2 separate regions of the Homo sapiens genome follow, and region 1 is linked to region 2. Evidence: chromatin loops called from intact Hi-C (ENCODE). Cell type or tissue: PC-3. All regions are shown on one strand. Each heading gives the region's core, and the rest is flanking DNA. Links, peaks and the distances in the headings are about the cores only. Region 1 overlaps ADAMTSL3 (ADAMTS like 3). Region 2 overlaps ADAMTSL3 (ADAMTS like 3).

Region 1 (10,737 bases), core at 2,027-10,026, 58 kb before region 2:
TCCCTCTGCTTTTGCACTCCCATACTAATTCCCCTTTAGCTCTAGTGGGGAGCAATCTAACTCTTTTGTTTTCTTGTCTCCTATTGATCTGTGTCCTTAGGAGCTCTGCCAACAAATGCTTGCCTAGCTGTTTTTGTAAGCAAAGATACTTCTCTCCTTAAGAGGAATAATGGGCCTAGCTGTTGGGTAAGATTAAATTCTGCTTTCCAATTTGCTGATTTTGCCTCTGGGTTGCTTTTTAGTTTTTACAATATTATCAATAAAGGATATTTAACGCCTTTGTGCAACAAGCATTTCTCTTTATTACTAAGTTGTACCATTAGTAGCCTGGGAGAGTGTCTTGCGACCTATACTCACTCGCATTTGATGTCACTAATAAAATGTTAACTCCATAGAATCCTGGGCATTTTAAACCCTGTCACCCTTAAATCCAAATAGAAGTGACCACCCTGGGAATCAGAGTAGAGAATTCTGAGGGTTGGTATAGCTCATTTAGGAGTACATTTTAAGCTATGTTATAAAATGGATACTCTGAGTCTATAGTTTGTGAAAAGAGTGACCCATATATGTTAGAATGCAAAAATAAGGTGTCAGTGAAGCAGGGGTGTAAATCATAAGCAAAGCTTGCTGGTGCTCCAGGGGGTCTGGAAGATAGGACTCAAAGTGTGTTTGGAAAGGAGAAAGCACTATTGACATCTTTTGCTAAGGTGAAGGCAGGGCCTGTGAAGAGGCTCTTCCTGCCTGGATGGGTATTCTCCGTGAAGCTGAGGGATGACTGCCCATTTGCTGGGTGTGCAGATTGTAGATCGTAGCAGAAAGAAGCCAGCCTGAATGTGAGGGACATGCCTGCCCTTCTGGAGGAAAGTTGCCCATTTGTTGGCAGTCATTTGTAATCATTATTCCTCCAGTTGAGAGAGAAGAGAAAAGAGGTGTGGGATGGGCAGATGAAACAAGTCCAACACCCTTTACTGTTCAACCCAAATTCCTTTCAAAGCAAACACTTCACACTTAGAATGCAGAGCCTCGTTTCCAAAGAACAGGGATAGGTGGGACATTTGCAACGTTGCTTCCTTGTGCCATGACTCTCCAAGGGAAACAGACCTTCCCAGAGCCCAGTCAGGCCTTTGCTGGGGGCCTGAGCAGTGGCCTTACTTCTTAGGACAGGCTTTGTGGGTTTGCATCTTGGAGGTAGACCGGTGGCTTTGAGCTGACCTTGGAGCTCTCCTTCCCGTCCCTGGGAGGTCCAGCATGTGGCAGGCATCATTGTTCACAGCTCCAGAGGTGGAGCACTTATGCTGCACCCTCTGTAAATCCTTTCTGGGATGCATTAGCAGCTTCCATTGTCAGAGCCAGGAAAGCATTTTGGTGCATGGAGCAAAGAAGGAATGCATGGAGTGGCAGGCGGCCATGATCTGGCAGGCGCTGTTCAGGCCCTGTTTGTGAGAGGGCTGTTCACCTAGGTGGTGCCTTCTATGCACCTGGCTGATGTCTGGTGGGTCTTTAGCAGTGCGCTTAGCAACCAGACACTTTAAAAGATAACAGAGCTTTTGGGGAGAGGGAGAGAAACCCAGCCTACACCATGGAATGAACTAGCCACTGTTTATTATAGTGTTAATTGATAAACGAATAGACAGGCACACATACATAATTGTACGACACAGAGCAAGATAGATAATGTACTGATTGCTATCCTCAGTTTTTCCCCAGTAGAGCATTGGTGAGTCCCTAGAGTGTGACAGGCCAAGGTGGTGTCTCAGTCTGTTGGCATCATTGCTGGGTTTTTTTTCTATGCTGTCTGCTGACCCTCTCTCATGCCCTTCCCAGGACACAGAGTGCATTGAGTAAGCCTTGGCTCCCAAGATGCTTCATTGGCCAGCCCTGGGGTAGTGTCCTAGATGTTAACAGTTTTTTTTCCACTCTAGGAATAACCAAGGGAAGTTTGTCCTTCAAAAGACACATGGCACGCAGGACATAGGCATCTTTTTTAAGCTGTCATGTGGAAGTACTCACTGACCTCAGAGCTCTGTTTTGTAACATAGGATTAGCACATAATTCTGAGGTGCAATTAATGAATCCATTGACTGACAATCCCTGATAAGGTCAAGAAAGAAAGCTATCTTAAGAGAAACTAATATGAGACTAGGGTTGGCACCAGAAGTGCAAGTGGAGTCCTCATCTGTATTCAGCATTTAGAATTCATGGCTTCTTCTCTGCTTTCTGTTTGTAAGGTTGTTGTATACTGCGGACTTTTAGCTTCTTTAATATGAAATGTGTGGTTTGTAAATATTTTCTCCCAGTATGTAGCTTGATTCTTTTACCCTCTTATAGGTTTTTATTTTTTATTTTTATGTTTTTTTTTTTTTGGAGAGGAAAAGTTATAAATTTTGGTGAAGTTCTATTTATCAAATTTTTTCACTTATAGATCATGGTTTTTGGTGTCATGGCTAAGAATGCTTTGCCTACCCTAAGTCCTGAAGATTTTCTCCTATGTTTTCTTCTAAATATTTTATAGTTTTATATTTTATATTTAAGTAAATGATCCATTTTGAATTAATTTGTTCATACAGTGTGAGGTTAAGGTCACATCTTACGTTATATGGTGTGAGGTTAAGGTCAAGACTCACTTTTGCCTATGATGTCCAATTGCACCATCGTCATTTCTTGAAAAGACATTCATCCTCCATTACATTACTTTTGCTCCTTTGTCAAAAATTAGTTGAGGGTATTTGTTTGGGTCTATTTTCAGATTCTTCATTTTGTTCCATTGATCTATGTATCTATTTGTCCTACTGTGTCACACTATCTTGATTACTGTAGCTTTACAGTAAGTCTTAGAGTGATTCCTCTTTATTATTCTTTATCAAAATTATTTTAACTCTTCTAGATTCTTTGCATTTCCATGTAAGTTTTGCTTGTCTATATATAAACATATATATACACACATATACATATACACATATATACATATATACACACATATATACATATATACACATATATATACATATATACACACATATATACATATATACACACATATATACATATATACACACATATATACATATATATATATATATATATATAAATCTTGCTGGAATTTTGATAGGAATTGTGTTAAACCTATAGGTCGCTTTTGGGGGAGGATAAACATTTTTACTGTGTTGAGTCTTCCCAATCCATGAATATGGTCTGTCTCTTCATTATGTAGCTGTTTCTTGACTTCTATCATAATGTTTTGTAAAATTCTGAACAATCCTTGTTGGATTTATAATTACATATTCTATATTTTTTTGGAGTGATGGTAAATGGTGGTGGGTTTTTCATTTCATTACCCATCTGTTGGTTGCTAATACACAGAAATACAATTGATTTTTGTGTATTGATCTTGTATCTTGCAACCTTTCTGAAATCATATACTGGTTCTAGGAAGGGTTCTTTTTTAGATTTCTTGGGATTCTCTACATAGACAAAGGGATATAAGACCTAAAATTAACAACCAATACTATGTGCTGCCTTGATATCTGGTGAAACTAGGAGGTCCTTGAATGGCTTAATGTTAAGTTTCTCTCCCTAATCCATTCCCATGGGTAAGGTCCATGGAAGAATTTTTTTTAAATCATGAATAGGTGTTTAATTATGTGAAATGCTCTTTTCCGCATCAGTTTATATGATCACATGATTTATCTTTTTTTCTTTTAATGCTGTTGATTTGATGTATTACATTGATTTTCAGGTATTGAACCAGCCTTGCATCCCTGAAATAAACTCCACTTGGTCATGGCCTATCATTCTTTTTATATATATTGCTGAATTCTATTTACTAATATTTTGTTGAGAATTTTTGCATCTAAATTCATGAGAGATATTCACGTGCTGTTTTCTTTTTTTTTTTTTTTGTCCTGTCATTGTCTGGTTTTAGTACTATCTTCATAAAATGAGTTGGAGAGTGTTCTCTCTTCTGTTTCCTGAAGAGATTGGTGTTCTTTACATGTTTGGTATAATTCTCCAGTGAAACTTGGATATTTCATTTTTGACAGATTTTAAACTGTGAACTCAATTTCCTTAACAGTTATATAGTATTATTCAGGTTATCTATTTTATATTGAGTGAATTTTGGTATTTTTTGTTTTTCAAGGAATGGGTCTATTTCAAATTGTTGAATTTTTCTGTGTAGAATTGTTTGTTGCATTTCCTTGTTATCCTTTTAATGGTTGCAGGATCTGTAGTGATACCCATTTCATTCCTGATATTTGAAGTTTGCATTTTTTCTCTTTTATTCTTTGTAATATTGCTTACTTTTTTCTTTGTCAGCTTATTGTTTTGTTGATCTTTAAAAAGAATTAGGTTTTTGTTTTATACATTTCCTCTGTTGTTTTTCTGTTTTCTATTTCAGTGAATTTTGCTCTTTATTATTTTCTTCCTTCTGGTCACTTTTTTTCTCCCTCTGTTTTCCATTTTCTTGGGGGTAGGATTAGATTATTGATTTGAGATCTTTTCTTTTTTTTCTAATGCAAGCATTTAGTGCTATAAATTTCTCTCTCTGTAACTGAGTTTGCCATACCACAAAATTTGATATGTTTTACTTTCATTTTCATTCTTATTAAACAATATTTTTAAGCTTTCCTTTGTGCTATGTTCTCAATGTTTGTGTCCATCCACCTCCAAATTCATATGTTAAAATCTTACCCTTTGGCCAGGCGTGGTGGCTGACACCTGTAATCCTAGCACTTTGGGAGGCTGAGGTGGGCGGATCATGAGGTCAGGAGATCGAGACCATCCTGGCTAACATGGTGAAACCCCGTCTCTGCTAAAAATACAAAAAATTAGCCGGGCTTGGTGGTGGGCGCCTGTAGTCCCAGCTACTCAGGAGGCTGAGGCAGGAGAATGGCGTGAACCCGGGAAGGGGAGCTTGCAGTGAGCGGAGATTGCACCGCTGCACTCCAGCCTGGGCGACAGAGTAACACTCCATCTCAACAACAACAACAATAACAAAATCCTACCCTCCAAGGTTATGGTATTAGGAAGTGGGAGGTGATCAACTCATGAGGGCAAGCCCTCCTGAATGAGATCAATGCCCTTATAAAATAGGCCAAAAGGCGCTTGTTTGCCCCTTCTTCCACGTGAAAACACAGTGAGAAGACACATCTATGAACCAGAGAGTAGGCCCTCACCAGATACTGGACTTGCTGGAACCATGATCTTGGACCTCCCACTCTCCAGAACTGTGAGAAATACATTTCTGTTTTTTATAAACTACCCAGTTTGTGATATTTTGTTAAAGCATCCCAAATGGACTAAGACATTTTGAGAATTTCTCTTTGACTCATGGATTATTTAGAAACATGTTATTTACTTTCCCAGTGTTTGGAAATTTTCCTGTTACCTTTCTGTTACTGATTTCTAGTTTTATTCCATTGTGGTCAAATAATAGACTCTGTCTGATTTTAATCCTTTTAAATTCACTGAAGTTTGTTTTGTGTCCAATAATATGGTCTGTTTTGGTGAATGTTCCATGGGCACTCTTGAAAAAAATGTGTATTCTGCTGTTGTTGGGTGGAGTGTTCTTTAGATGTCAATTAGATTTTGTTGGTTGATGGCGTTGTTTAGTTCTTCTATAATCTTGCTGATTTTCTATCTAGTTATTCAAAATTGCTGAGAGAGAGATGATGAAATCCTCAAGTATAGTTTCATTGAGTATAATTTTTCTTTCAGTTTTATCAGTTTTTGCTTCAAATATTTTGAAACTTTGTTGTTTGGTGCATACACATTTAGAATTCCTATGTCTTCTTGGTGGTAGAACTTTGCTCTATGTCTCCGATATTTTTCTTTACTCTGAGGTTTACTTTATCTAATATGAATGTAGCCACTTCTTTTAAAAATTACTATGAAATATATTATTAGCATAGTATATGTGTTTTCATCGTTTACTTTGAACCTGCCTACATTATCATATTTGAGGTGAGTTTCTTATAGAGAGCATATGGTTGAGTCATGTTTTTAAAAAATTCATTCTGCCCATCTCTATCTGGTATATCAGTGTATTTGCTGTAATTTGACTATTTACATGAAAAGTAATTATACTAAATAATACTTCAGTTTTCCAGTTTTAAACTTATTTTGTCTTTAGTCTCACTTTTTTTTGTTCTGCTGTTTCCCTTTTCTTGCCTTCCTGTGGGTTACTTGAATTTTTTTTTTAAGATTGGATGTTGATTTTTCTATGGGAGTTTTCATTTTCTCTCTCTCTCTCTCTGTCTCTCTCTATTTCTCTCCCTGCCTCTCCCCTTCCTGCTTTATCTTATTAAAGTCTACTGATACCAACTTTACCACCTCACTTAGTGTAGAAACCTTACCTCTATTTAGGTCCCCTTATTCTTTACCCTTTTGAATATAGCTGTCTTAATATGTCCTCAATATAGTTTGAGCACCACATCAGATGACATAATTTTTGTTTCAACTGTCAAATACGTTTAACAAACTCATAAGGAGAAGGATATTCTATTATCTTCACCCCTATTTTTGCCCATTAATTGTTGTTTCTTCCTTCCAAGAGTTTTGAAGCCATCTTCTGTTATTTTATCCTTTCTTTTTGGAACACTTCTTTTATCTCTTCTTTAATGGTAGGCCTTCTGGTGACAAATTCTTAGTTTTGCTTCATTTGAGAATGTCTTGATTCCAGAAGGATATTTTTGCTGGATATAGAATTATAGGCTAAGAGTTCCCCTCTCTTTTTTAGCACTTGAAACACGTTGTGCTACTGCCTTCTGTCTCTGTGGTTTCAGATGAGAAATTTAATGTTATTCAAATTGTTTTTTTCCTGTAGGTAATGCATTGTTTCTCTCTAGCTGATTTTTAGATTTTTGTTTGTCCTTAGATTTGAAATGTTTAATAGTGATATATCTTCTTGTAGTTCTTTGGGTTTATGCTGTTTAGAATTCAGATTATTGAATCTTTAGTTTTAGTCTTTTCCCCCAAATTGGGAAAATTTTAGCCATTATTTCTTCAAGTGTTATTTTAGGCAATATATATATTGCCTAATATATATATTATATATATATTGTGTATATATATAACATTAATATATATGTATATATAATATATATTTATATAATATAAAATATAAATATATATAAATATATATATAAAATATAAATATATTATGACCATATTATTGGATACAAAACAAACTTCAGTGAATTTAAAAGGAAATATATATTTTATATATATATATTTCTTCTCCTTTTTGTTCTGTGATAGTGAAAGTATCATATCCTTTGTTATTCTCCCATAGGCCTCAGATGTTCTGTTTATTTTATTTTCAGTATATTTTCTTTCTGTTGTTCATATTAAGTAATTTCTCTTGATTTTTGTTGAAGTATACTGATCTGTCATCTCAGTGTGCTAAAAACCTCTATCCAGTGAGGTTTTAAAAATTTTTTAAATTTAAGATATTGCGTTTTCAGTTCTGTAATTTCTATTTGGGTTTTAAAACATATCTTCTATTTCTTTTATGAGATTTTCTATTTTTTGTTTGTTTCAAGAGTGCTCATAATTGCTCATAGAAACATTTTTAAGATGGCTGCTTTAACATCATTGGCAGATAATTTGAACATCTGAGTTCATTTCAGTGTAGGTATCTGTTGATTGTCTTTTCCCATTTAAGTTATTTTCCTAATTCGTAGTATAAAAAGTGATTTTTAAATTATATCCTAAACATTTTGAGTATTATGAGACTCTGGATCTTATTTGATTCAATTTAAATCTATCTTCTATTTCAGCAGACAGTGATCATGTTTAGATCTAGTGTGTAGGTCCCTGCCTCCTTTCGTAGGCCATAATTATAAGAGTTTAATTTTTAGTGCCCTGCAATGCTACTCTGATCTGCTTCATTCACATGCAGTGGTATTCCACACAGTAGTTCAGTTCTCAAACCTTTTGTATTGTTAATTCTGGTCAGTTTCATGTGTGAGTTGGTTAGGGGTCTGCCTAGAGCTTTATGTGAAGTTTTAAGGATTTCCTTTCTCCAGCTCCCTTCTCTCCAAGTTGTGCCTCCCCAGCCCCCACTCTATTTGTGAGGGAGAGGAGCACCGCCTGCCACCACTGGGTAAGGGTGGAAGTCCAGGCTTCTCACTTCATCTCAGCAGATATTGTCCAGCAGTGGTTAAGGGGAGTGTTACTCTGTGTTACCCATTATTACCAGGATTAAGGTGGGAGTCCAAAATCCTGACTTGGTCTTTGCTGACACCATGCCACCATTGGTGGGAGGGTAGCATGTCCCAGAGTGTCCACTACCATTTATTAGGGTGTAGAAATTCAGACTTTTCACTCTTTGCAGGGCAGGAGTTGGGGAAGGCATCCATGGTGTTTGGCTGATGTAAGGGGGTTATTGTCAAAAAGATGTTTGTTGTGCTGGGCTGTCTCCTAGTCCTTTGACTGGAGAGAGCAGGCTTTTATTTCCTTTTTGTCTCTGCTTGTTGGCATTTATGAGTTGCATTGTTCTCTAGCACACAGTCCAGAACATATGGAATGTGAAAGGAAAACCCAGTGAACCCACCACTATATTGTTCCTTAAGTTCTGAGGTTCCTAGCCAGTCTTTTCTCTTCTTTTTACTTTTCAGAGGCTCTTCTTATGATGGTTTGTGTGATTATGTCCAGGGTGTTTAGTTGTATTTGGGTGATGGGCAAGGGGGACATGAGTATACACCATTTTGTCCATAATCCAAGATTCCTTTTTGTAATCTTTGATAATTTCGATACTTTTACTAAGATATGACTAGGTCCTAATTTTTGATTGGCACACCTTAGTTGTTGTTTTTTTTTTTTTTGACTTAGGAATGTTTTCTTCTAGTATGTCTTTAAATATTTTTTCTTCTCTTTTAGTTTTTCTGTTCCCTTCTTTAAGAACATCAATTTTCCATATGTAGATATTGTACTGTTTAATCATCTTTTATAATTTTTGTGTTTTCCTTTTTATCCCTAATTCTCACACTGATCTGCTACTTAACTGACTTAATTTTCTGTAATGTAATTTCTGCTCTGTACCTTTTCTGGTGCTTTAAGACATTATTTCCTTTCATTATTTTTTTATACTAGCTCTTTTTTAAATTTCAAATTATTGTCTTAATAAGATATTGTTCATGGTATTATTCATGTCTTATTTTTCAAAGGTCATGTTTTCTTTAATTTCCTTAAGAGTTCAAAGCAAATGTTATCCAAAATTTAGTTTATTTTCTAGAATAAAAATTTAAAACATTTTCTCTTACAGATTACATTATTATTATTTTAATGCTACAGATTCTCGTAGTTTTCAAGTTGGTTTTATTCCTGTTTACATATTCTTCAATAAGCATTTGCAATAGCCCTATCACTATTTGCAGTATTCCCCAAACTTGGGAGGCACACTTTTCCTTGGATCTGATACCAGCTAGAATAGGCTATATCATGCTTCAGTAACAAATAATCAAAATATTTTAGTGACATAATACAGAAAGGATTTTTTCTTGTTCATTTACATATCTATCACATTTCTCCTCAGTGCTGTTGCCATCTGAAACATTGCAGATTTCCATGTCAGAGGAAAATAGAAAATGTGGCAAATTGGGTGCTTGATCTTAAAGACTTCTGAATAGAGGTGACACGTCATTTATATTTTGTTAGTTAAAATAAGTCATGTGGACATACTTAACTTCAAAGGGATGGGGTCGTGCACTTCTATCATGGACCCAGGAGGAGAACTGAAAATATTTAGTGAGAAGCACTAATGGCTACCATAGATCCACCGTTGTTTGCTTTTGTGCCCTAGAAATTCATCTTTAAGGTGATCAAGAATGGATTCGGGATTAATGTTAGGCAAATATTTGCCAGCCTAGACATATCAATAGTTCTGGTTGACATTTCTCTGATTGGTTAGTGCCTGTGGATTAAATAGTTTGAATAGCACTCTAAAAGGGCTGGCTGTGGAAGCTGGGGTCATGGACAGCCCTAACTACAGACTCACATTGGATGTGGTCGACTTGCTTTCCCAATTTCCCTAACTGCTGTCGGTGCATGGTAAGAGAAAGAGAGAGACCTCAAGTGAAGGTGTTCCCGTCTCCCCTGTGCCCTGTCATGGTCTTCAGCTGCTAACCCTCCATATCAAGGATACTTCTAGAATTTTATTTATTTACTCCCCATAACATTGCTCCTCTTTTCCTAAGAATGGACATTTAAAAATCTGTCCTTAGTGACTTCTTTTTTTATTTGATCCTACCTGTACTTGATCTAGCAAAAACACCTTAAAATTTGTGTTGTATAGTTGGCATTGTTTCCAATTTCAGAACTATTTTTGATATTCTCTTGTTCTGTTTTTCTTCAGTTGTTTTGGACAATTTCTGGCTAGAGACGCTTGGGTATCTTAGTTACCTGAATGCTGGCATCTTGACTCTGTGACCCTGGGAGAGGGCTCTTGGCTGTATGTAGCAGGCTTCTCTGTATTCTCTCTGGCATAATTTATGGTTGGCCAGTTGATTTAGAGACTCAGGGATGGGATAAAGAGAGCATCAGAGATCATGGAGCCTGAGACAGACCTGCCCAAGGTTCACAGGACAAGTGAGGGTCAGAACTAATAGCAGATCTACACCTATAGCTCACCAGATGTCTTGTTCTGGAAAACCTGTGGTATCCAGACCAGAAGGTAGCAGGTAGGGGACTCTACTTGTCACACTACCTTAGATGCATTTACCTTTGCTCTTTCTCTGT
Region 2 (10,737 bases), core at 1,172-9,171:
TCAGCGTGATGATTCAGGGACAGAAGTGTCAGAGAACAGGCAACGAAGTGGAGTTCTATGTGAGCTGAAGGGCCTATTTTTATCTTTAAGAGATGGATAACATCTAAAAACTGAAATTAAAAACCTGATGCTTAAGAAGAAACATGGAACATTATAGAAGGCACTGGATCACTCAAGAATATTGATTGCCCAGAGAAGGTGCTAGTGGATGAGGCCAGGGGCACTGACTTCCTACGGCACACCAAACCAATGGATTTTACAGGTGGAGGAACTACAGGAATAAACTCTGCAAGTCTGAATCTGAAACAAAATTCCAAACCTGGGATGGTGAACCAGTAAGGGCTAAAGCTAGAGGATCCTCCTCGGAGTGGTGCTCAGGTTGCTCTCCATGGAAAGAGGTAAAAAACGGAGGTCAGATGCTGGAATGGAGAATAGTGTAAAAGAAGCCAAGCACAGTTTCATACCAAAGCAAAACCAGCCTCAAGAACCCAAAAAGTATAATGGTTAGGAGCATTTAGAATCATAATTTTTTTTTTTGCTTTTCAGTTGTGTGAATTTCTTATATATTTTGGATATTAATCCTTTCTCAGATATATGGTTTGCAAATATTTTGTCCTAATATGTAGGTTTCCTTTTCATTCTGTTGATTGTTTTCTTTGCCATGCAGAAGCTTTTTAGTTTAATGCAGTCTCACTTATTTTCACTTTTGTTGCCTGAGGTTTTGGTGTCATATTTGAAAAATTCTTGCCAAGGCTAATATCAAAAAGCTTTCCCATCTGTTTTCTTCTAAGAGTTTTATGGTGGTTTTAGGTCTTACATTTAAGTCTTCAAGGCATTTTGAGTTGATTTTTGGGTATGGTGTAAGATAAGGGTTCAATTTCATTCTTTCAAATATGGCTTTTCAGTTTTCCAAACACTATTTATTGAAGAGACTATCCTTTTCCCATTGTATATTCTTGGCCCCTTGTTGAAAATTAGTTGACCATATATGTGTGGGTTTATTTATGGACTCACTCTTTGGTTTCATTGGTTTATGTGTTTGTTTTTATGCCGGTACCATACTGTTTTGATTACTGTATGTTTGTAATACAATTTGAAATCGGGAAGTATAGTAGGAAGTGTGATGCTTCCAACTAACTGGATTAAAAAATGGGCAAATGGCATTTCTCAAAAGAAGACATACAAGTGGCCAACAGGTATATAAAAAGGTGCTCAGAATCACTAATCATCAGGAAAATGCAAATAAAAACCACAATGACAAAACATCTCATATCTATTAGGATGTCTGTTATCAAATAGACAAGAGATAATAAGTGTTGGTGAGAGTGTGAAGAAAAGGAACTCTTATATGCTGTTGGTGGGAATGTAAATTAGTGCAGCTATTTTAGAAAACAGTATGGAGGTTCTTCAAAAGTTTAAAAATAGAATTACCATATAATCTAGCACTCATGATTCTAGGTATGTATCCAAAGGAAATAAAATCATTGTCTTGAAGAGATATCTGCACTCCCGTGTTCATTGCAGTGTTATACTCAATAGCCAAGATATGGCAATAACTTAAGTGTCCATTGATAGATGAATGGATAAAGAAAATGTGATGTACATACATATATATAACTATATTATTCTTTATGAATTATTATGAATATTATTGAGCCTTAAAAAAGAAGGAAATCTTGCCTTTTGCAACAACATGAATGGACCTGGAGAACATTATGCTAAGTGGAATAAGCCAGACACAGAAATAAAAATACTGCATGATCTCACTTATACGTGAAATCTAAAGATTATATAGCAACAGAGAGTAGAACTATGGTTACCAGGGCCTGGAATGGAGAGGAGATGTTGGTTAAAGGGTACAAGTTGCAGTTATGTAGGATAAGTGACTATAGTTAATAATGCTGTATTATATACTGGAAATTTGCTATGAGAGTAAATTTCACCACACATACACAAAAGTAACCATGTGAGGAGATGGATATGTTAATTTGCTTGACTATAGTAATCATTTCACTATGTATATGTATATCAAAACATGTTGTACCTCTTACATATGTACAGCTTTTACTAAAAGAGAATCACAACAAACCCATTGCTTTGATAGTAATTGGTGTTCCCAAAAATGATTCTGAGTACTCAGAAGGGGTTAAATTATTTTCTAGGTACCTTATTTCCAGACTGTAATGTGTGTTTTCCATTTAAAAAGTTAAGCTAAAAATAATACACTAAAGGGCATCCTTTATTACCTAGAAAATAACTAAGTGTCCTAATTCTGTCAGATAAGTGAGTCAACACTGTATATTTATCTGCCTAACAGATGCTTCCTTTGTCAGTTCAAAACATACACGAGTAAAAGTGGGATTTAAAGGAACAGCTTGGAATGAATGGTATTCCTTAAAATTTTGATTTTCCCAGAAAATTCAATTCTGGTCAAATAATGATGGGCAATAATATATACCAGGGCTATTGCTTTGACATTTATTAATGAATTTGGATTACAAGAAATACTCTAGAAATCTATTAGAAACTATATAAACAATATTCAGCTCCGTCTTAACTAGTTGATTACATTCCATAAAACCATTATTTTTATTCTGTTAACATTTCATGGAAATGGAATTTATTGAATTTGCCTCATTTGTGCTAGATTATCTTTCTACCTCATACACAGAGTTGAATTTTCATCAGAAAGTCACACATACCTGTTTATCTTTTTTTTGTGTTAAAGGGGTATGTTTCTTTAGAAACCACCAGCTTAGGATATGGTGTCATTCCGAATGTGATTCCTGTCAGACTACAGTGAGCACAGGTAATGGATATTGTCATAAATGACATTTGGTTCATTAGAATCTGTCAAAATGGGCTGGGTAAATTATGGCTGTTGGAAAGAGCACAATACTGCATTGTATTGGGGAAACACACTTGTAAGGAATTCCTGAGCTGGTATTTATTACAACCTGCCACATCATTTCCATTTTCTGCGTTTCATTAAATTTACCGTCTGGGTGTAATCACAAGAGTGAAATGGAAAATGTAATGTAAAATATCTCCTTAAACCCTCCGAAACAAAAATGAACTGAATCATCCATTCAATCAAGACAAGTTGAACACCTACTATACACCAACCCTCTGCAATAAAGTGAGGAACAAGACAGTTTCTGTTTTCAACTAGGCCAGAGCCCAGCAGGGGAAATGAATGGACAAAACTAATCCTAATGTGATACTATCGTAGAGGTGTTGACAGAGACTATAGAAGTGGAGAGGAAGGTTCTCTTCCTGGGGGTGAGAGACTTAGTCATGGGTGTCTACAAATTAGGTACTGACCCTGTTGGGTAGAGACTGTGAGTCACAGCTTCTCAATGTGATTGGAATTCTGGGGCTGGTGCTAGGTTCATTGTCCTTTGGCATTTTTGTGGGCTGTGTGCATTACATGGGTGGAATTTAATGTCATTTTAACTCACCAGAGAAAGTTTGTGGGTCTAGAGGTTTGGAAAACAACTCGCTCTGTAATATGCTGCATTTTAGTGCAAATCTTTCAAATGATCGCACCGTACTTGCTAATCTTTGAAGGAAGCTCTCTCATTGTCTGAAGAAAATGGTGCTGATTAAATTTACAGGGAAATGACTTTATTTAAAAATCTCCTCTAGTTTGTTGACAGCACTCATGTTTCATAAAATAGGGGACATGATCCTGAATTTCTTATGAATAAAAAATTATTAATTTTGACATCTACTTTGAATGACTTAGATAATTTATTTGGCGTAGTGCCCAGTAAAAGCATGGAAGTGACTTGGACATCAACCACAAAATGGCCCAGGGACCCCTTCCCACTGGATAGACATCTGGAGTGGCGTATAAGGAATAGACAATGCAGGCGGACATTTAATTAAAGATTGGTATTCAGACAGGAGGGAAGCGTGGTGAGTCTCTCAGCGTAAAAGGAATAGTGAGTCTCTGAGACAAAAGTAATTTTTTGTGTTTTATAATGATGCTTTGCAGCTTGAAACATTTTAGCTATAAAATATAGACTATGAACTCATAATGGCATTAAGTCCAGATAGTAATTTTTATGGTAACAATTTATGATGTATTTTTGTGGGTTTTTTAAAGGGGAAAAGTCTTTAGCATTTAACATTTTGCAATTTAAAAGATCCCTCTCTTGAGCCTTCAGAACCAGAGTGAACACAAAAATTGTAAGATTTTATTGAGTTACCTATTATGTGAATCTGGATTTGTAGACATTATTTTGATAGTTAATGACACTGGCAAGAATCATGATCTAAAACAAAACCATGTTAACTTTTTTGTTTTAAATTTTCATCCACGAGTTGTCACTGTGTTGCTATTGGCGTTACCAGGACACAGCTAGGAAAGCCAGGGTTGGAAGTGCAGGTTCCCTGTGTTTGCAGATGTTCATGTAGGAGTTCCTTGACCAAATAGCTGTAGCTATTCAGCATCCCAGCACTTGTGTGCCTGCTTTGTGATGAGCTGCCCTGCTGACTCACACCTGCCGGTTCAGGTATGGGTGTAGCCATTTCTGGGAGGGTTGATGCTCAGCAAATAGTCTTAAAGGCACAAAGGAATGAGAACATTTCTCTCCAAACCATAAACCATCGTGGAGCCTAAGGAGACTGAATTTCCTTTTTAGACCCCAGAGGACATTATGCCCAGATTGCCCCCAGGGGTCACTCTCAACTTGGGGATGATTTTTGCCGATGGTGGAAGCATATATTCTCTGGATTCTCCTCTGCTAGTGGGGAGGGCTAGTGGGGAGGGCTGGGGTTCTCATGTTTGATATGGCATCTTGAGATGGTCATCCAGCCTCTCTTTGAACACCGACAGAAAGTAGGGAACCCGAACCTCCAATACTAGTTTTCAGATATGATTATACTATTGTCTGAGCACCACCTGTAGTTATAATAGTTCATCTAATGGATAGTAAAACTCTATCAGGCAGCCTCACTATGCAAATCTTGTAGAATAAGAGTATTTTTTAAAATTAAATCAACTATTAAACAAAGCAGTCTATCAGAAGAAAGAAAATTTAACCAGAAATAAAATAAACCAGAAGTAGGTGACAAAGAGAAGAATAAAGGTATCTGATAAAGCCAGGAATAAGACTAAAATAAAAATACACACCATAGAGCTCTCCATACTTACTACAGGGGCACAGATTTGATCTGAGCTTTCTAGCAGCCAACTGGGAGAGAGAAACACAATCAGTTGCAGAAGTCACAGATTCATAAGATAATAAACTAACAGTGTTTCTCAGGAGTAACACAACTGTTCCTTATTTTAACAAGGAAAAAGTTACTGATTTCAGTAAGAAAGTAGCCTTAGCCCACAAAGATGAGGAACTTGACTTTGAAAGGAAATATTTCAATGTTGGGTCTCTTTAATCTTCTTTCCAGATTCATAGCCTGAATAATTATTTTCCAGAAGCTTCTCCCATGAAGAATTTCGTTTTAAGTATTTATAAGGTCATCTTGGGGGATCAGTGGGTGATTTTTAATACACTAAAGCATACAATTTTTTTGCTTGTGTTGGTAATCTCACTAACTTCAAGGTTTTTTTTTTTGTTTTGCTTTTTGTTTTTGCCACTGAGCAGTTTTTGTCAAGTCAGCTACCATCAGGATCAAACACTTAGTACAGTAAATTGGATTTGGATATCCATTAACTGCTGGTGACAAAAGAGGAAGCCCCACGTTTAACACACGTAAAATAAAATTTTAAGGAGTTTCTGGCTAGAAAGAGGCTACCAATAAAGTCTGAAAATGCCCCAGTCTCTGCTACTTGAATCTAATTACATGACAGAAGAGATTTGGGAAAGATAAGCCTGCAGTGAAAACAAGGGAGAAATAATCCTGTTTGCTCTGCAGTAACCATTCTAAGGACAGGAGAAAAAAAAAGAAGTTGACTAAACTTATTATACTCAATATTGCCAAGATACCAATTAGCAACATAAGTACAAATTTTCCTCAGATTCATCCAACATACCACCCTGTGTAATAAGCTAGTGTTCATAAACAGGGGAAAGTGGTTCTTCTATTCCTCAGCAGTCCTGGTGGGATTACACTGGATTTTTCTGTTAATTCTGGCCTTTGGCCCCTTTCCAATATTAACTGTGCCATGGAGTATAGAATATTCAATGATTAAATAATTATAATTTAAAAATTAGACCATGTCAAAGAAAATAAAATATTAGGCATTTTTAAGAATTTAAGACAAGACACGGACTTTGGATCAAGATGACAGCTAATAATTCTGCATCTACTTCATCGCATATGGCAAATCTCATGAAATGACCTCAAAGTTGTATAAAGAACAATATCTCTGTGATAGCCCTGGAAAAGAAGACAAAGTTGTACCAACAAACTAAAAAATCTGGGAAATTCTTAATGGTTAAAAAGTGGGCAGTTTATATACATGGATAAATAGGATTATAGGAAACTAGCCCAAAATACATTCAGGAGGAATTCTGTGGTGGAAGCCATTCTGAGAAGTCCCAAGGACTGAATCAGCAATTAAAAAGGAGGTGAGAGGAGAGAAATTGGCATGTGGCCCTGTTGGAGCTGAGCAGTGCATGACAATTGTATTCTTTCCTAGGTAGGTAGCGGGTAAGTGGAAAACAAGGGCCAGAGAATAATTCATGCTCCAGGTAGCCAGAGACCTCTAGGAGAGATGGGAAGCCCCCAATCTAGAAGATACATTACCAACATATTCTTCCAGACCATAGTCCTCCCACTTCTCCACGACCACTACAGGCTATAGTAAACAGTTTTGTCAAACAAACGGATACTTAAGTACAAAGAGAAGAAGACAACCAAGACACAATACCCACCCTGGAAGAGGAGGACCAAACACAACAGAAGAGTTAACACCCAGAGAAACAGAGCTACCAAAGGAAACAGAAGAATATTTTAAAGTATAGCTAATTACTATCCTTATGTAATGTTAAGGAAACTATTACATTATGGAAAAGAAACAATTAGATATTTTGTACACTAAAAATTTGATCATGAAATCATAGATTGGCTGATAAGCAGCATGGAAATAGGTATAGGTCATGTTAGTGAATTGGAAAATTCAGCACAGTGTAAAAAGGCTTAGAAATGGGAAGTGTGGGGGAAAATAGAGAAAATTCTAAGATATATCTAGGAGTAGAAAGATGAGACAAGGGAATGGAAGGAAGACTATAATTGATATGGTTAGGTTTTGTGTCTCCTCCCAAATCTCATCTTGAATTGTAATCCCCAGCTGTCGAAGGAGGAATCTGGTGGGAGGTGATTGGATCGGGGGCAGTTTCCCCCATGCTGGTCTCATGACAGTGAGTTCTCACGAGATCTGATGGTTTTATAAGTGTTTGGCAAGTTCCTCCTTTGTTCACTCTTCTCTCTTGCCTGCCACCACGTATGACATGCCTGCTTCTCCTTCTGCCATGCTTATAAGTTTCCTGAGACCTCCTCAGCCATGCAGAACTATGAGTCAATTAAAACTCTTTTCTTTATAAGTTGCCCAGTCTCGGGCAGTTCTTTATAGCAGTGTGAGAATGGACTAATACAATAACCAAACAATTGAAGAAAACCTCGCAGACCTGGAGAAATACACAAATCTTCAGATGAAAAGAGTCCAGAGAGTATCAATTGGGATGAAAACACAAACATATACATACCCCGATACATCGTGTTAAAATTTAAGAATGTTAAGAATTAGGAGAAATATCCAGAAAACACTCATATTACAAAAAGCAAATTATCCTCTTTTGTTTATGACAATAGAATTGGTGTCAGACTTTCTGCTAGTAATACTTTGTATTAGAAGACAGAGACACTATTAAGCCCTGAGAAAAACGAATTTTAATTTATAATACTGAACTCACCTACACTGGCTGTGTTTCAACTATGAGAGTAAAATAAAAATATCTGTTCAAGTACTACAAGATGATTACCCAAGACTGTCTCCGAAATAATTAATCCAGAGTATACCTAGCAAAGCAATAATAACAACAAAAACAAGAATCTAACAAGAGGAAAACATGAGGTGCAAGAAAGATGGATGAACAAAGAAACTGGTAAAGCTTGGAGTTAAGTTCAATTTTAAATTTAGAAAAAAATGGACCAGGTAGTATGTCAGATAGTTCAAAATTCAGAATGTATAAAGGAGTATTTATAAATCTTTCTCACCCACTTTCCCCAATCAGTAGGTTTCTCCTCAGAGGAAGCCAATGTTATTAATTCTTGGGTCTCCTTTTAGAGATATTTTATGTGTATATAAGCAATTTAGCATCTATATGTATGTATGTCACTTACACTTTTTAAATTAGATGGCAGTATACCATATTTTGAACCTTCTAAAATTCTGTGAAGATTTGTCAAGGCTCTGTTTCTTTTGTTTGTTTGTGGCAAGGATATAGATACTTATTACCCTAGACACAGAGAAGAAATTTGTTTAATTTATTTAATTATAAAGTTGTTAAATTTTATTAAATATGTATGTTAGAAGAATGAAATAAGAGGCCAGGCATGGTGGCTCATACCTTTAATCCCAGCACTTTGGGAGGCTGAGGTGGGTGGATCACTTGAGGTCAGGTGTTTGAGACCAGCCTGGCCAACATGGTGAAACCCTATCTCTATTAAAAATACAAAAAAATTAGCCAGGCATGGTGGCAGGCACTTGTAATCCCAGCTACTTGGGAGGCCGAGGCAAGAGAATCTCTTGAACCCAGGAGGTGGAGGTTGCATTGAGCCGAGATTCTGCCACTGCATTCCAGCCTGGGTGATGGAGCAAGACTCCATATCAAAAACCAAAAAAAATGAAGAATGAAATTAGTTATTATTTCCAGTCCACAAGAAAAAAAATAAAATAAAATAAAATAAAGAAAATATGATCATTTCAACAAAATGCAGGATTAAAAAAACAAGAAACCAGACAAAAAATGTGGTCAAAGGAAAACAAAATAAAATAGCAGAAAAATCTAAATACCCCAAATTACAGTAAATGTATATGAGTTAAATGTCTTCATAAACATGTAGACTCTGAGATATGTTTAAAAACAATAGCTAAATGCTTTTTATAAGGGGATACATAAAATCATGCAGAAGGATGGAAAATAAATGGATGGTAAAACATGGATCATGCAAGTGTAAACTAAAATAAAGATTATATAGCAATATTAGTATTAGAAAAATAGAATTTAGGGCCAAAGATATTAATCTGGATAAAAGATTCTTGCATTTCATACAGGTTGAGCACCCTGAAACTTTTTGTACATTGACATGATGCCACAATGGAAAATTCCATACCTGATGTCATGTGAACGGTCACAGTTAAAACACAGTCAAAACTTTGTTTTATTCACAAAATAATTTAAAATAGTGTAAAAAATTACATTCAGCCTATGTTTATAAGATATACATGAAACATAAATGAATTTCATGTTTAGAATTGGGTGCCATCCCCAAGATATCTTTTTACGTATATGAAACTATTTCAAAATCCAAAAAAAAATCTGAAATCCAAAATAGTTCTGGTCCCAAGCATTCTGGATAAGGGATACTCAACCTGTACTATTAAAAAATAGTCATGGATTGCGTCTCCCCTGCACTTCTTGGTAGTCTGTTAGTGGGAGATCCTTGTCACCAGCCCTTCACCTCCTCCAGTGCCAAGGAGCCCTAGAAGTCCCCATCATGCATGAGTACATCTCCATCCACATTTGCTGGGCTGGTGTCCAGATTGGCAATGCCTGCTGGGAGTTCTACTGCCTGGAACACAGCATCCTGCCTGACGACCAGATGCCAGTGACAAGACCAGTGGGAGAGAAGACGCATCCTTCAACACCTTCTTCAGTGAGATGGGTACTGGCAAGCATGTGACCAGGGCAGTGTTTGTAGACCTGGAACCCATGGCTGTTGACAGAGTTCACACTGACACCTATTGTCAGCTCTTGAACCCTGAGCATTGCATCACAGGTAAGGAATACCTATGCCAGTAACTGTGCCGGTGGCCACTTACACCATTGGCAAGGAGATCATTGACCTCGTCTTGGACTAAATTTGCAAGCTGGCTGACCAGTGCACAGGGCTTTAGGGTTTCTTGATTTTCCACAGATAATACATGCTCATTTTAGACACTCATGGAACACTTACAAATATTGATTGGGTATTAGTACACAAAAAACTCAGTAAATCTCAAAAAGCAGAAATCATATGGTTTATTTTCTCCAACCTTAGTGCAATAAAATTATACATTTACCACCAAAAAGTACTCAAATCACACCAAATCTATCCATTTGGAATTTAAAAATACCTTTTTATGGGTTGATGAAGAATCCAAATTAAAATTACTAATTATTTGGAAATGAAAGATGTAAGAGAACTGCATATCAAAACTCATTGGATTTTGCTAAAGCAGTATTAAGAGAAAACTTTATGACCTTAAAGACAGGGAAAATTGAAAATAAAAATAACCACATTCAACTAAAAAGTATAAAAGACAGCAAAATAACACAAACGGACATAAAGATAAGAATAAAAAAGATGCAATAGAGTAACGGCCACAAAACCACAGTATACCTCATCAGTATAGCAAAAAGCTCTTCCTTTGAGAAGACCAATACAGTATAACATCTTTTGACAAGTCTGACACAAATAATAAAAAGACACAAATAAATATCAGACAAATTCTATAGATTCACATGATATAGAAAGGATTATAAATTATGAGCAGTTACTTTGTAT

Evidence for each region. Peaks named below come from ENCODE experiments on the same cell type or tissue, not always from the same donor. Only the 100,000 strongest peaks of a DNase experiment are listed, where the experiment ranks them.
Region 1: a loop joins it to region 2, with 2.5 times the contacts of the local background. A loop is called at or near these places in 3 of 110 quality-filtered maps.

The regions. Positions count from the first base shown.
Region 1 is chr15:83,671,703-83,682,439 of GRCh38, forward strand. All of the region lies in intron 2 of ADAMTSL3 (ADAMTS like 3), which reads left to right. Among named protein-coding and RNA genes, the nearest start is that of ADAMTSL3, 23 kb to the left of the region's middle. In PC-3, for the core only: no CTCF peak of the experiment used is centred there; no DNase peak of the experiment used is centred there.
Region 2 is chr15:83,730,097-83,740,833 of GRCh38, forward strand. The region is part of intron 3 of ADAMTSL3 (ADAMTS like 3); the gene reads left to right. It also overlaps the pseudogene TUBAP4. Among named protein-coding and RNA genes, the nearest start is that of ADAMTSL3, 81 kb to the left of the region's middle. In PC-3, for the core only: a CTCF peak has its summit at 4,676 (motif pointing right); DNase peaks (open chromatin) are centred at 3,345 and 4,495; H3K4me3 peaks cover 1,907 bases; H3K27ac peaks cover 3,573 bases.